3 separate regions of the Homo sapiens genome follow, and regions 1 and 3 are each linked to region 2. The links are chromatin loops, found by intact Hi-C in ENCODE. Cell type or tissue: endothelial cell of umbilical vein. All regions are shown on one strand. Each heading gives the region's core, and the rest is flanking DNA. Links, peaks and the distances in the headings are about the cores only.

What was found. A loop is a pair of places that touch in the nucleus more often than their neighbours do. Peaks named below come from ENCODE experiments on the same cell type or tissue, not always from the same donor. Only the 100,000 strongest peaks of a DNase experiment are listed, where the experiment ranks them.
Region 1: it touches region 2 in a loop (8-fold over the local background); 50 of 110 quality-filtered maps call a loop at or near these places.
Region 3: it touches region 2 in a loop (5-fold over the local background); 60 of 110 quality-filtered maps call a loop at or near these places.

Annotation. Positions count from the first base shown.
Region 1 is chr10:112,312,931-112,318,201 of GRCh38, forward strand. It overlaps the pseudogene GUCY2GP. Among named protein-coding and RNA genes, the nearest start is that of MIR6715B, 16 kb to the left of the region's middle. RefSeq lists a silencer at 2,027-2,136. In endothelial cell of umbilical vein, for the core only: a CTCF peak has its summit at 2,123 (motif pointing left); DNase peaks (open chromatin) are centred at 1,041 and 2,111.
Region 2 is chr10:112,432,722-112,438,882 of GRCh38, forward strand. ZDHHC6 (zDHHC palmitoyltransferase 6) reads right to left here. Exons shown (of 11, transcript NM_022494.3): 6 at 5,615-5,668; 7 at 1,576-1,743; 8 at 519-560. Among named protein-coding and RNA genes, the nearest start is that of ZDHHC6, 11 kb to the right of the region's middle. In endothelial cell of umbilical vein, for the core only: no CTCF peak of the experiment used is centred there; a DNase peak (open chromatin) is centred at 2,470.
Region 3 is chr10:112,181,857-112,187,127 of GRCh38, forward strand. It overlaps GPAM (glycerol-3-phosphate acyltransferase, mitochondrial), which reads right to left and starts at 1,909. Exons shown (of 22, transcript NM_001244949.2): 1 at 1,837-1,909; 2 at 938-1,035. RefSeq lists a silencer at 1,827-2,056. In endothelial cell of umbilical vein, for the core only: no CTCF peak of the experiment used is centred there; a DNase peak (open chromatin) is centred at 1,935; H3K4me3 peaks cover 1,274 bases; H3K27ac peaks cover 371 bases.

The DNA of each region.
Region 1 (5,271 bases), core at 217-4,216, 120 kb before region 2:
TCTTCCCCCTCCATCCTCCTAATAAAATCAGCTTTCAGATCTGTCATTCACAATAGAGAAATAAATGACAAGTAGAAGCTTAAAGTTACAGCCCTTTCCAGATACATTTGCATTTTAGCAGAATCCAAAGATGATGTGGTAAAGGCTGAATTTCAGGCATTAGCCAGACAGTAAGAACACCTCTGTCCTGGTGACCCTGAAATTACGCAAAGTCAACTATTCGACAAGCCTCACCTGCTTCCGGGTTTCCTCTCCCCACCGTGGTAACGTCCTTTAGAAATACAAACTAAGTTTTAATATGAGCTCAAGCAAAACACAACTGAGAAGGTAATACTAAGAGGAAAATCCCAGAAGATATCCTCCTAAGCAGGGCAGGTTCTGATTTTGTTGGGTGTGTGTGATCTACTCTTAAAGGTTATCTATACCATCCTTTCTTTCACCCTTGAACAGAGGCATCATTTGTGGGGAACACTGGGAGATAAACATTGAAGACGTGTCACTGTGTCACTGAGATATGTGACCATATGACCACACTGTCCCCCAAATCTCGCTATCCCCAGGTCCACAGGCAGAGACAGGGCCCTGGGATTGTGGTCAGTGCTGGTGCACTTGTGGCTGCCCACCAGGCATGTATGAGCACAGGCACACGGTACTGTCCCTAGAGTCATGGGCTGACCCCTTCTAAAGAGTCAGAACACACAGAAAGCAGCCCTCATCACCACCACCACCCGGCAGTCATGAAGAGCCAAAACATTTCTGTTTTCCCCATCAAAAATGGTTTTCACTCCAGGTGACCGTGTCCTTCTATCTCCCACAGTAGCACCCGGCAGGGAATTGTTGCTGCCCCGCTTTTAGTCACAAGTCTGATAGTCTAAAAGTGGGAATCTTTCTTCACTCTTAATTGCTAAGGATCAGGACAACAGAGGTGAGACCCACACAAGATCCAAGGACAACCTTTGAAGGACAGTAAACAGGAGCCTCTCTGCCTCTGAAGGAAATGTATTTAGGAAAGACGGGAAGGAATTAGCCAGTGGAAGGTCAATGCCTCTTTTTAAAAAGTGTTTACTGTGAGATAAAATAATGGAAGGAAACAGAGGAAACTGGTGAGTTTTGACAAGCACATACATCTGTGACTAATCAAGACCTTTTCCAAGAAAACAAACAGAAATAAAATATTGAGTTTCTGCCGTGAAGTGACATAGACTGAAATGGAGCTTCCTCCTGGCTGATGTCTGGAATCAGTTCCATTCTCCATCATGCCCCGGAGACAGCCTGCAAGGAGCACACGTGATCGCACAGTCAGGATGAGGCATCTCACCTTATAAACATCATAAGTTGTGATGATGTGATCGAATAAACTGTACACGTCATTGAGGAGCTTGACGACTTGCAAAGGGGAGCTGAGAGAACACAGCTTTGTGAATCCAACAATATCAGATAAAAAGATTGTCACAGATTCGAAATGTTCTGGTTCCACGGACCTTCCGGCTAGTAGTTGTTCTCCAGTGAAGCTGAAACCAGAGAAACGGATCATTTTTGAATGGGATCTTATTCATCTCATCTCCTACAGACTCCTGCAAAGTTGTCCTCATTGGTCCTTTTGCTTCAATGGCTAAGCTTTTGGTTAACAAAATTCATTTTCTAGAGGAATTCTTTTAACATCCACTTCTCCAGTTGCATTCTCTCTAAAGAGATATTTTAATTGACGTGTATAAATTGTGGGGGAGTAGGAGAGAGGGTCACATAATGCCTTTACAAAAAGGATTTTCTTTATGTATATTGGTTATAGAGTTAGGGTGTAAAGACTCTGCAGTTGTGGAAGGGAATATAATCATTCACCAATCCACAAATCAATTTCATTTCAGTCAACCAATCTCATTAAAAATCCCTGCCCCCACTTCTTTGGTCTAGACATGCAAGAAGCGCACGGGAATTTTAACAGCAAATACTTCTGCCAAGTGTTGAGAGAGTGAACATATAGAAACAGAACCAAAAATGAAGCAATATTTGAATGTGAAGCCACAGGTACATATTAAACTGTGTGGAGGTTTTGGACCTACAATCAAATACAGGGGAGGTAGCAATTAGTCGGACTCGTGAAACGAGGGCGCCATCTAGTGGCTACTCTCCTGTTGCTGCATCCACCACCCTCCACGTAAAAGACCGACTACAGCCTCTATTTCTATGGATTCAGGAGAGTTTGCCTCTATCTCCCTTTACAGGTGTACCAAACTGCACAAAAAAAAATGCCTGACCCCTTTTAGAAGAACCTGACATTCTCTTAGAAAAATAATCATGGAAATAATCCCCCCTATGTGGGGCTGCTAGATGGTGATGCCGCAGCTTCAAGGCCCCAGTGCTTCCGAATACCTGGGCACTTTGGTGGACAGAAGCTTCTCCACCTTCCTCTTCTCTGCAGTCAGCTGGCTGGTCCTCTCTTGCACCACTTCCTCCAGGTAATTGGCATACACTTCCAGCTTGCTCATCACACTGGCCAGTATGCTCACATGACTTTAAAAGAAACCAGACATTGATGTTTTCTCCCAAGACCCTTAGGGCCTCAGTGGAACAGAGCTTCCAGCTACACATTCCAGGAAAATATTGCTTGCCTTTCAGGTGTCCTAGTTAAGGGTTGCCAACGGACATCGGGGAAGTGACAATGGCATTGCAGCCGCGTGACAGGACAGAGCCTGCCTTTCATCAGCCCTCTAAGCTGCCTCCTTCATTTCTCTGAGCCTCACTTTACTCATTTGGAAAATGAAGATAATCACGCGTACCTCATGTACATACGATCACGTTGTTGTTCTGAGGATGTAGGGAGATAACATGCATAAAGTGTCTAGGGTCACGTCCAGGGCCACAGGCACTCAACAAATGGTGGCCTTCAATGGCCCATTCCCCACCTCCCAACAGACATTGAGAATGCAGATTTCAGGATGGGTCATTCCTTTCTTTTCAGACGGTCTAATGTAAGGGCACTTCTAGATTCTATTAGTCCTTTGTTTTCGAAGCGTCTTCAGAGAACTCATTTAAATTCCTCATCTTCAGATGAGGAGACCTAGACTCACATAGGAAAATAGATTTGTCATAACATTGAGGTCCATATTTTCTAAGTAAAAAATATGGGGATGTATCTTAAGCTTACTTAAGAGGTATCTTTAGGTTAATTACCTTGATTTAATCATTCTACACAGTATACGTATTCCGAAACATCACATGGTATACCATAAATATAAACAATGTTTCACTTGTTAATTTTAATTTTAATTTTATTTTATTTTACATTTTTGAGATGGCGTCTTGCTCTGTCACCCAGGCTGGAGTACAGTGCTGCAATCTCAGCTCACAGCAACCTCCACCACCCAGGTTCAAGCGATTCTCCTGTCTCAGCCTCCTGAGTAGCTGGGGTTATAAGTGTGTGCCATCACGCCCAGCTAATTTTTGTATTTTTAGTAGAGATGGGGTTTCACCATGTTGGTCAGCCTGGTCTCAATCTCCTGATCTCAGGTGATCCACCTGCCACGGCGTCCCAAAGTGCTGGGATTATAGGCTTGAGCCACCACACCCAGCCTCATTTGTTAATTTTAAAAATCATTTAAAAATGATTTTTAAAATTTAAAAACTATTACGAGCTTGGAAATGCAGAACCCAGGGCTATTGTGTTAAGAATGCATAGCTGAGGCCAGATACGGTGGCTCTTGCCTGTAATCCCAGCACTTTGGGAGCCCAAGGCAGGCAGATCACCTGAGGTCAGGAGTCTGAGACCAGCCTGGCCAGCATAGCGAAACCCTGTCTCTACTAAAAATACAAAAATTAGCCAGGCATGGTGGCACACACCTGCAGTCCTAGCTGCTCAGGAGGCTGAAGCATGAGAATCACTTGAAGCCGGGAGGCAGAAATTGCAGTGAGCCAAGATCATGCCACTGCACTCCAGCCTGTGCAACAGAGCCAGACCCTGACTCCAAAAAATGTTTTGTTTTGTTTTTTTAAATAATGCATAGCTGAAGGTCCAAATTAAGAGTAGACACCTGATTCCTAGCCTGGGGCTCTTTCTACCAACTCAAGCTACCTCTAACATGGGCATGTCTTCCTAAATTCATGTACTAAAAGATGATACAATTATCTGGTGTAAAGGAAGCTACTATTGAGAAAGTTGTTGGAGAGGAATGCGTAATTTAAGTCATAACCTACTCTATGGGTGGTGAGTAATTTTTATCCCACAGTCCAGTCCAAATTGATTAGCCTAACCCTTGGAATGCTGATTTGAAAAAGACTCTGAAGCCATGTCAAAACTCCCTGGAAACAAGGGCCTTAATTGATTAGTGACACCTGAGATAGACAAAGAAGGCAGTAGAATTATTAATATCTGATCCATTTTTGTGGCATTTATGAAATAAAGGAAAAATTTCTCACTCCACTGTAACCAGCATGTAGTACAGTGTTTTGTGTATGGTAAGCACTGAGTGAGTGTATGAGGAAGGAAGAAAGGAAGGAAGGAAGGGAGGAAGGGAGGAATGGAGGAAGGGAGGAGGGAGGAAGGGAATGAGTCACATAGAACCAATCACGGCCATATAGATTTAATTTTGTTTTGTTTTGTTTTTTAGAAACAGGGTCTCGTTCTGTCACCCAGGCTGGAGTGCAGTGGCACAATCATAGCTCACTGCAGCCTTGACCTCCAGGGCTCAAGCAATTCTCAGCCCCCCTAAGAAACTCAAACTACAGGCTCACACCACCACGCCTGGCTAATTTTTTATTTTATTTTATTTTTTATAGATACAGAAACTCACCATGTTGCCCAGGCTGGTCTTGAACTCCCGGCCTCAAGGGATCCTCCTGCCTTAGCCTCCTAAATCACTGGGATTACATGCATGAGCCACCATGCCCAGCAGCTCTAAAATCCTAATGGTTAACTGAGTGAGAGCAAATATCTGTTGCACATCTAACTCACCCTCTGGGACTGGCCTCTCGTAAAGTTTTCTTGATGGAAGAGAAACTGGGTCTTTTCTCCAGAGATTCATCCCAACACACCCTCACCATGGCCACGATCTTTTCATTGCCCTTCTCCTCGGGCAGGGAAGGTTGCAGTGGGACTGCTGCTGCAGGGTCTTTGATTTGGTTGATGATTTCTGAAATTCATGTTGGGTTTAGACAGCCAAACATCAGAACTTTGTGCCACTTACTACACTTCATTTTCAATAGTAATTGTGCTCTTATATTTGTAAACTGAGTTTTTAAATAAATAGAACAGATTAGAATTCCAAAGTAATCTGG
Region 2 (6,161 bases), core at 959-4,958:
ACTCCTCTTTTCAAGCCCATAGCTAAGAATTAGAGTTAGAGCAGGGCTAAGAACATTCTGCCATGATGGAAATGTTCTGTATGTGTAGTATCCAATGCAGCAGCACTTGACACATGTAGCTACTGAGTGAGCACTTACAATGTAGTGAATGCAAACAAGAAACTGAATTTTTAAATTGATTTAATTTTAACAAATTTAAATAAAACAGCCACATGTGGCTGGTGGCCATCATATCCAACAACATAGTTGTAAGGATAGGTTTCACATTAAGGAGCTGTATTGAGGATAATTATTTTCCTATGTTGGCAATATAAATGGACTAAATTCCTCCCAACCTCTAGTCCCAATTATTTAAATAAAAACAAAAGTTAACTGCATCAAATTTCAACAAATGTATTAAGGAATACTATTTAATAAAGGCCAACAATTGGTTTCTAGTCAGTCAATTAAAAAAACTGTATGGAAGTACAGAGCCTAACAAAAGAAAAAAAAATTACCACTGCAAAAGAAGTACTTACACTTCTGACTCTCTTATCTGCTTTTTGTTTCAACTGTTCTATCTGTTTGGAAGAAATAAAAAGAAAAAAATGAAGTCTCTTGTCTCAATGTTGAAAAATCGCCTTTCCTCATCAACTGTCAGAGTGATATGGCAAAACCCCAATTTTCCAGCATTTCAAGTTGCTGATAATTTAAAGGCCACAGGTTGTTTTAGCATGGAAAAAAAGGCCCTATGCTAAGAACCAGAGGCTGAGAGTGAGGTTTTCTTCTCGCTATTCACTCTCTAATGTCCTCATCTGTGTATATTCCTAGAGTGCTTACTGTGGCCCAGGGATCAGGGAGTATATTCTCCGCCCTCATGAAGCTTCTCAGGTGAAAACACTGAGATTCACTGATTCTGTAGAGACATGGCAGACAAACTACAAATGAATAATGAAGAACATTTAATAATGAAGTTGAATGAATAAAAGTCATCATAACTTAATTTGACATAGCTACTATTAAATAGCACTATATTAGATATAATAGGAGAAATAAAGATAACTCATGATCTCTGTCCTAGAATCTTATGAAGTTACAGATATAAGATAGCAGAATTAAATAAAAATATGAGACTTCATGAGCTACCATAGAGTAGTATGTGATTAAATGTCACATTCAGATGAGTCTATGGGGGTAGGTTAGACTTTATGGAAGAGGTAAGACTGGAACGAGTCTTAATAATTTTAGATAGAGTGGAGGTCATATAAGATGGAAAAAATTGTGGGCAAAGTTGGGTGACAGGAATGTATAAGGAATTCATATGCTACTGTAAGTTGGAAGGTAATTTTTGGCCAGATTTCATAAAACTATGTTAAGGGATCAGGACTTTATCTCACAGGTATAGAGAATTAAGGAGATATTGAAATAAAGGGAGATACATGATACAAGGAGTGCTTTAGAATTATTAGATTCATTTTGACATAGTGAAAACATTCATATTACTTATTTTACTACAAAATGTCACTTGAGTTGAGGGGGAGTTAAGGGAAAGAAGGCGAGGCAAAAAGGAAGGGCTATTTGAACAAAAATACTCACTGTTAAGCTGTATTGGTGACAGCCTTCTCTTACTGGCCACTCAAGTCCATCTCCTTCAGGGACCCCTGACCACGTAAATACCTGTTTAAAGTTCCTCCATCTACTTCCCATATCATATGGAAAAACAAAGACTTCATCTAGTTGATAATACTGAATTCGATCTTTAGCCTGTGGGTAACAAAGATATAAGATGGCAGGTGCCTCTGTCTAAGTGGCCTGCAGTAATATGTTATTGAGAACACTTATTTCTCAAGTTTCTAACATTCATAAAAATACTTCCTCCTTGCTGTAATATTAGTGTACATGGAAGCAATAGACAACTTCATCACAATATAGGAAGAACTTGATATAGAACACCAGCCTTGTATGTGATTACCTAGGAAATATCTGACAGGGTTTCTTTAGGAATAAGCACTCATAAAGGCTTATTAAAAGTTAGCTAACTTTATCTCATACATAAAAAGTCCTCAATGCTCCTAGTTGTTCAGCAATACAAAACAATTCAGGTATATAGAAGGGATGCAGATAAACAGATTCAGGAGAAAGGTAAAGGTTTATTCAGGATGGAACCGTTTTATTCAAGATAGAACTGTTTTGTGGGGTGCACCAGAATGTAACAGTTGTATCAGAGGGTAACAGTTATATCCTGGGTGGCAGTGATGCCCATGGGAATGACCAGGAAAGGTGTAACAGGAGAGCTGTTTTATGAAAAACATTTTTTAAAGCTAGCAGATATATACAGGAGATCTTCTTTCTTTTTTTATACTATCACACATGTACACATAACTCATTTATATATGCATTTATATGTACATGTTATGCATGTACATAACTATTCAGCTTGCATATATTCCAGGCATTTAAACTGTTAGCTTTAACTTGAGGAAATAAATTGGCTTTGGATTTCTTAAGTTCCACTGACACCTAGTGGTACAAAGATACATTATTTATTTTAACAATAAGTATACAAATCCCTTCAAATTTGTTGTATATAGTGTCTGGTAATTTCTATACATTTCCTATAAATTTAATATGGTCATTTGTTTGAATTTTTTACTCAGCAATAAAGTGCCCGTTCTGAAATAATTTCTAGTCTATGGCCATACCATTCAGCATACTCAATCTCATCTGAGGTAATTTCTAAATGTAGCATGGCGGTTTATAAGCAGCCTTGGTCATCCACAAAAACAAACAAAAAAATGTTAATCTAATGTCAATATATTTATTATGCTTATTAGAAATGATACTTTGAAATATTTGATTATCAGGGGACAATGTTTTATGGAAAATGTTGCAATTATTTGTTGAGTGATATTAAAGTTAACTATTTACTAAAATAATTATTAAGCTATAATGCATATGAATCTATTAAGTTATATAAATCCATCCTCCCCAGAAAGTAAAGAATAATTTCATTTTCTTTTTTATAAACACAGCTTCAGAGTCTTCAAAATGGACTGAATTTCAAAGAAAAGAGTTCTAGGCTATTTACAAAGAAAAACTGGTAAATATAAGAGAATTTATAAAATGACTAAGACATGTCTTTGCCTAACAGAAACACTCAATGAAGTTAGGATTCTATCAATATTGTGTGTTAAAAGGTGATGAAGGGGTGTGGTAGATGCTATGGGAAAAGGGAACAAAGGAAACAAAAAGTACTTAGCCAAGTCTAGGGAGTATCCAGGAAGGGTCCTTGGGAGAAACAATACCTTAACTAAGTCTTGAGAAGCAAGAAATCAGGCAAAAAGAGAGGGAAGAGCATTCTAGGCAGAGGGAACAACATGTGCAAGGATACAGAAGCATAAGATGTACAAACTATGAGTAATTTAGTATCAAGTGTGAGACAGGGTAGAGAAGGGTAGGAAATTAGGCTGGAGAAGTAGATAAAAAGAAGTCCGCCAGGTGCAGTGGCTCACGCCTGTAATCCCAGCACTTTGGGAGGCCAAGGCGGGTGGATTACTTGAGGTGAGGAGTTTGAGACCAGCCTGGCCAACATGGTGAAAGCCTGTCTCTACTAAAAATACAAAACTTAGCTGGGCATGGTGGCATACACCTTGTAATCCCAGCTACTTGGGAGGCTAAGGCAGGAGAATCACTTGAACCCAGGAAGTGGAGGTTGCAGCGAGCCAAGATTGTGCCACTGCACTCCAGCCTGGGCAACAGAGCGAGACTCCGTCGCCAGAAAACAAAAAAAGAAGTCATAAAAGGTCTTACTTATGTAGAAGCTAAGAAGCTCAGACTTCAACCTGTACATCAGTGGTTCTCAAAGCATGCTTTATAGATCACTTTGAGTATTCAGGACTTTTTCTTGCTGGTCAGCAAGGCCAAGCTATTTTCATAATAATACTGAAATGTTATTTGTCTTTTTGTTGCATTGACATTTGCAATGGTGAATAAAACTGTTGGCATCTTAGCAAAAACCAAGGCAGTGGCACCAAACTGTGTTGGTAGTCATTATGAGCAATTCCATGTAAGAATGTCCTTGATGAAGCAGTAAAAATTGTTTTTAAATATTAAATCTCAACTCTCAAGGAGATGTCCTTTATTTTTAACAGTCTGTGTGACAAAATGAGAAGTATACATAAAGCGTGCCCAAGTAGAATGATCATCTCAAGGAAAATAGTTGTTAAGCTGTAAGCTAACAAAAGCTGTAGAGCCAGCTTTTTTAATGTAACACTATTCTTATTTGAAAGAATGAGTAATATAGCAAACTAAGGTTATTCAGACTTCAGGACTTGGTGAACATTTTCTCAAAAACGAACAGTCAGGCAGTCACTTCAAGGGAAATGACTGACAGTATGGGTTAATAGTAAAAAATTAAGGCTTTCAAATGTATACTAGAATTACAAAAAAAAAAACCTTGTATCTACCACTGTGAGCCTGACAGCTTTCCAATACTTAAGGATTTTTTCTCATAAAAATGATATATTGATATACGTGAATGCAATTTTGGGATATTGTATAATGAAAGGTGTTTAACGTTTGCAAAATCTACATAACACAGTAAACTAGTATTTGCCAAATGACCGATGCCTGATGTTACATAAAACCACATACTGGTAAAAGATTAATTCAAAGAGCAAGATAGACTGATGAGTTTTAAAATAAAAAGGTATAAAAATCTTATTGATAAGAAATATCACTTGTCAAGTTTTCAATGTAATACGGAAGAACATCCACTATTATCATGTAAAAGGCCTATTAAAATATTCTATCCTTTTCTACCTACTTATCTGTGTGAGGCTAGATCTTCACATACTTCAATCGAAGCAACATATCTCAACAGACTGAATGCAGAAGTGAGAATCCAACCATCTTCTCTTAAGTCAAAGATACTAAAGAGATTTGTAAAGATATAAAACGATGCTATTCTTCTCCCTATTTTGTAATTTGGAAATTGTGAATATTCCCCTGTGGCAACAATCAGCTTGGTCTGCCAGGCAATTCTTTGGTATACAGGCTTGCTCCCCTTCATGGACGTTATCTGCCCAGACCCTGCAGGTATTTGGGTTTCAACCCCTGCCACAGGAATGGTGAGGCTCTGAGAAGTTTTAAACACAGAGCAGGGTAGTCAGATTTGTGTTTCATGCTAGAATCACAATGGACAGTATGAAGTATTGGACATTGTGAGGTCTGTGACAAGCAAAATGTTAGGAGCTTCATTGAATGTCTAAAACACTGAGAAAAACCTGATGGCAGTTTGGTAGGGTGGAAGCTCCTTTCCAAATGGGCTGCTTTCTCCTCTAGTCTAAGAGACAACAAACAGATGGTTTGACGTGTGGCTTAGGCCTCTGCGACCACTCAGGGTGTATGAGAAGCACCTTTCTGTGGGAGTTACAGAATGAACAAAAATGTTTCCTATATTCACCTTTTATGTGGCATGCAAATGACTTACGGTAGCCATTTGGCAGCCATGTTTTCACTTTTAGGCACTTTTCGTTAATCCGGTCTAATAACAGACTTTATTAATATTCAGGACTTTACCAGTCCTTTATTAATATACTTTTTTAATATTGAAGAAACAATTATTAAAATTTACCTTCTCTTCAATCCATGACTCAATAGAAGTTTTGTTTCTGAGAATTATTTTCATCTGGAAATTAAATGATAGTAAAATTTAATAATGCGACCTTGGTTCCTTTAAGATTATCATATTCATAATTCTCTGAGATAGCTTTTATTACTCCATTCCATAGACAAAGATACCAAGGATAACAGAGGTTAAGTACCACAATTACCATGTCATCCGTCTGACTCCAAAGTCCTTGTTCTTAACTACTGCACCACGGTACCTCTCCGTAACAATGATTACACCCATCCATAATCAAATCTGAATCTAGTATGTTAATCAAACTTTATGTCATAAGTACTATTTTCAGAGCAAGGTTTAATAAAACATTGATATAATCCATTTAATCAGTGCTTACTTATAATTTGCTATTAAAATCTTTTATCACTATTTTTAACTAACTTTAAATTTACGATTAATCTATTTATGAGAAGTAACAGTGACTCATTTCAGTCAACCTCAATATTTCACTTGCCTTAAAAATAATGAATGTATTCAGTCTTTATTCTATTATTTG
Region 3 (5,271 bases), core at 217-4,216, 250 kb before region 2:
AGTAAATACTAGAACTCAAAATTCTGATTTCTACATTACTTTGCTCCACAATGGGATATCACATGAACTGACAGACTTCTACCATGTTGAGTCACAAGGTAAAAACTGACTTTGATGTGTTTATATGAACACAGTTAGGCTTCCCTGACTAGAAAAAAAAAAAATCAGCATTTGTATTCTAAGACTTCCTGAATATATAAGGATACAACATTGTATCCTTTGTATCCACACAAAATAGCTATGAATAGTATCCAAACAAAACATAGTATGCAAACAAAATAGTATCCAAACAAAATAGCTATGAATTGTATCCAAACAAAATAGCTATGAATAGTCATTTGCAAATGAAAATAAGAGCTTATTCTTATTTCATTTTTGTTAATTGAATAGTTCCTGGCAGAAGGAAGGCATGTTTATTTAATTAAGGCAATTAGGGCACCCCTTAAGTTCCCGTACTTAAATTAAGATCTTAATTTTCTTGTGATGTCCTAAAAGAACATTTTCACTTTTAATACAAAGGTAATACAAAGCTACAAAGCTCTGAAAGAAAAGCACACTATTTTGAAATATCTGATGTATAAGTTTTCATCCTTTTCGATAAGCTTTTTTCTACCCTAAGGAAAAAGATTCACTAAGAGTAAACTCCTAGAATAGATATTAATCCAAAATATAAAAACTTTCAAACATAATCTCTAGCCTCACATTATTTTTGCTTTTGGCTGTTTCTCACCTGGCCTAAAATTATTCCTTTAAAATCCTGAAAGGTCATGTCTAGATTAACAGTGTTCCTTTGGAAGGCATATTCCAATTTCTTTACAATCCCCACATGGGTTGGCTACAGTCACTGTTATTCTCGGCATAACCACCTATGTCCTTAAAAATTTAACATAAGTACAATCTAACATAACAGGCTAGGGGAGAGAATAAACCAATGCACCTGGGATGAAAGTTCTTCTGTTTCATAACATAAAACTTCAGGACTCAGCTATCAGTTTCGGGTGCAGAATGTCCATACAACAGGGGAGCCGCTGCTGCCTGAGAAAATGAAGTGAAGAGAGGATGAGGAGAGGACAAAGAGGCTCGTTTGTGCCAACAGGAGGTCCACGTTTTGCACTTCCTCCCTCCGCACAGTTCGCTCTAGGTCAAGGAGTAATAAAGAAGCAATATCCCAGAGGCACCAGCCAGCAGCATGCGCTGAGAGAAGCTGACTAGAGGATCTGAAAAGGACAGAGGCTGGAAGACCAGCTGTGAGGTTTAAATCTTCCACTGCTTACCATCTGTGTGATTTTTTATTACCATAAGTTGGTTAACTTCTATGCCTTAGTTTTCCCATCTGGAAAATGGGCAGAATGATAGCTCTTAACCTCCTGGATTGTTGAGAGGACGGAATAATATAAACAAAGGGTCTACCACAGTGTGTAACACACAGTGAGCGCTCAGTCCAATCAATGGTAACGCTGTCATTAATTATCTCCAGCATACCGGCTGCTCTCAGAGTACCCCTTACTGCCTCAATGTTCCCTAGGGACCCAGGCGGGCTGGCTGGCGGCGCCTCCGCGCGTGCAGATACTTAGGGGACTGAGTCCATAAGGACTCCTTCCAACCCAGGGGAACCCATGCCCCAGCGCAGTCTCCCCAGGAGAGATGAATCCTGATCCCCACCCCTGCACGAGCCCGACCGATTTCTCAGGGAGAAGACCGGAGCTCGGGTGTCAGGGAATAGGGGACACGACTGCCCCAGCAACTTGCAGGAGTCGCACCACCTCCATGCACTTGTCCCGGCGCTCCCGGCCCGAGTAGCCTCCCGCAGCCCACACCTGCCCTGGCAGTTCGCACCCTAGCAGCTCCAGCTTCGGCTGCTGCAGAAGCCCGCACTTCCAGTCCCGGCCAATGCCAGCTGCAGTGGCGCACCCTGATGACGCAACCGGCGCGTGGCATTGACGCGGGGCCGCCGGCTAGCCAGCGCCGGGGGCGGGGCCCGGCCTGCGAGCCTCAGGGAGCGTGAGCGGATCCGAGGGTGTAATGTGTGTACTCGAGTGTGCGTGCCTGTGTGTGGCTAAAGATAGTGTGTGAGCGCCTGGACAGATGGTTACCCTGCCTAGGCCATGCGTGTGTGAGTGTGTGTGGGTACCTCATTCTGCTTTGTGTAAATTCAGCTTATCCGGGAGCTTGTCCCTCTTCCAGGCTCTGTTGGGAATGTGCGCGTGGGCTATCAGGTTATGTGTGTGGTCTGACTTTTTATGAGATCTGTAAGACTATGTAGGATTTACTACGAATGGGAGAGGCAGGGATTGCAAATGGCCATGTTGTGTAATTTCTACCAAAGTGGCTGAGTGCCTTTTCCTTTAAGGAGGAAAATGAGATATGAAAAGAAGCAAATAAGGCTTGTAGTATAAAAAGCCTCAGTTAGGAGAAATAAGGGCTTTTTTCCCCCTTCGGACTATATGTTACACAGCATGGTGAATATAGTAAATAATAATGTATTATACAGTTCAAAATCGCTAAGAGTACATTTCAAAAGTTCTCACCATGAAAACTGAGAAGTATTTGAGGTGGATATGTCAATTAGCTTGATTCAGTTATTCCACATTGTATTCATAAGTCATAACATCGATTTGTACCCCCTAAATATATGCAACTATTTAGATAGTTTAAAATTTATAGCAATCCAGTCTAGCCAGCTAAGATGGAGCAACAGGACTGAATTTACTCTCCTGCCTAAAACAACTAAAAACAAAAACAAACAGGCATTTATAAGACAATGGCTTTTAAACGTTGTGCTGGACAGTGGTCCTTGAGGAGGGAAAACAAATGAGGTGAGCCCTATGATTGCCTTGATTTACTAACTAGAGGGAGCAGCCAAAAAGAGCTAGGCAGACTCCCTGAGTTGAAGAGATAGAACTGGGAGAGCAGGGAGGCCAAAGCAGCTGGAACTGTGAGTTGTATATCAGAAAGGAGAAAGCTACACAGAGAAAGAAGGAGCTGTGGAGATCTACAACAGATCTCACTCCAGTCTTCCGCTGATTAGAGCATGTGTGTGAGGAAGCTACCTAAGGGCAGGAAATAATCATGTATGAAGAAAAGAGAGAGCAATTACTAAAGTTTGCACAGGGTAGGAAATTAATTCTGCTCCCACAAGGCAGAGTAGAAAGATACCCAGTGATTATACAGGACCAGAAATAGTGCCTGATCCTGGCACCCCGACTGGAAAACCTCATAATTCACAACTCAAATGGTTTTGCTTCAGTAGTGGGGCAAAATTAGCTCTAATGTAAAAGCTACTCTGATTCTATCTTAGAAATCTTAAAAGCCAGCCACCAAAGGATTAAACCGTTTTTGAGAACAAAGTGTCCCAGAGCAAAGCACAAGAATATTTACAGGAAATTAAAAATAACCAACACCTAACAAGGTAAAATTTGCAACATCTGGAATCCAAACAGAATTATCAGGCATGCGAAAAGAAGCAGGAAATGAGAAAAAAAAATCAACCAATTGAAATCATCCCAGAAATGACAGAGATGATAAAATAAGAGAACAAGGACATTAAGAAAGTAATTATGACTGTATTCAATGTTTTCAACAAGTAGAAAAAATAAACTGAGCATGGGAAGTAGAGATGTGAAAAATCTTTAAAAAAAAAAAAGACACAAACCAAACATCTAGGAGATAATAAAACCACATCTAAGATTTTTAACACCCTAACACACACACACAGACACACACACACACACACACACACACACACACACACACACACACAGGATTAATAGGTTAGACATTACTAAAAAAGAAACAGTAAAAAACCTGACGGGAGGCTGAGGCAGGAGAATGGCGTGAACCCAGGAGGCAGAGCTTGCAGTGAGCCAAGATTGTGCCACTGCACTCCAGCTTGGGTGACAGAGCGAGACTCTGTCTCAAAAACAAAAACAAACAAACAAAAAAAAACTTGAAAGCATTGTGATAGAAACTATCCAAAATGAAACACTAAGGGAAGAAAAATACTGAAAGTAAAAGTAGAGTATCAGTGAGCCTAGTATACATGCAATTGTAGTCCCTGAAGAAAATGAGAAATATGAGGTGAGAATAGATTAGGGAGGACAGAAAAAAGCATTTGAAAGAATAATTGATGAAAACTTTCCAAATTTGACCAAAACTATAAACTTATAAACCCAAAAAGCTCAACAAACTCAGTAGAAACATGAAGAAAACCATACCAAGAAACATCACAATCAAAATGCCTAAAGCCACTGATAAAGAGAAAATCTTAAAAGCTATCAGAGAGAAAAAAAAAGACATTACTGTACAGAGGAACAAAGATAAGAATGACAGCAGATTTCACATCAGAAAAATGCAAACCAGAAGATGGTGGAGCAGCATCTGAAGTACTGAATGAAGAACCTATCAATCAAGAGTTCTTTTTATATTAATATATGGTATGTACATTTTATATATTTTTATATATATCAAAAAAATAAAATAAAAACATATTTTGACATCGAATTGCCAAAAGAATTCATCACCAGCAGGACCGTTCTATAAGCAATGTTAAAGAAAGTCTTTCAGGCAAAAAAAAAATGCTGTCAGATGGAATTCTGAATCTATGCAAAGGAATTAAGAGCTTAAGAAACCACAAATACGTAGGTAAATAATTTTTCTTATTTTTTAAACCCTTTTATTTTAATTTATTTTATTTTATTTTTGAGATGGAATCTCGCTCTGTCACCCAGGCTGGAGTGCAGTGGTGCAGTGGCGTGATCTCAGCTCACTGAAACCTCCTCCTCACAGGTTCAAGCAATTTTCATGCCTCAGCCTCCCGAGTAGCTGGGATTACAGGCACCCGCCACAACGCCCAGCTAATTTTTTTCTGTATGTTTAGTAGAGTTGGGGTTTCACCATATTGCCCAGGCCGGTCTCGATCTCCTGACCTCAAGTGATGCGCCTGCCTCGACCTCCCAAAGTGCTGGGATTATAAGAGTGAGCCACCATGTCAGCCATTAAAACTCTTTTAAAACATGATTGCTTAATGCACAAACAAAAACAATATTTTGTGGGGTTTATAACATGTACAAATAAAATGTATGATGACAACAGCACAAAGTCCAGGAAGGGAGAAGTATTCTGTTGTAAGATTCTTATCTTACGCACCAAGCAGTATAATATACTTGAAGGTAAACTGTAATAAGTTAAAAATGTATACTTTAACTCCTAAAGCAACTACTATGAAAGCAAAACTAAGAGTTATTGTTAACACATCAACAAAGAAGCTTAAGT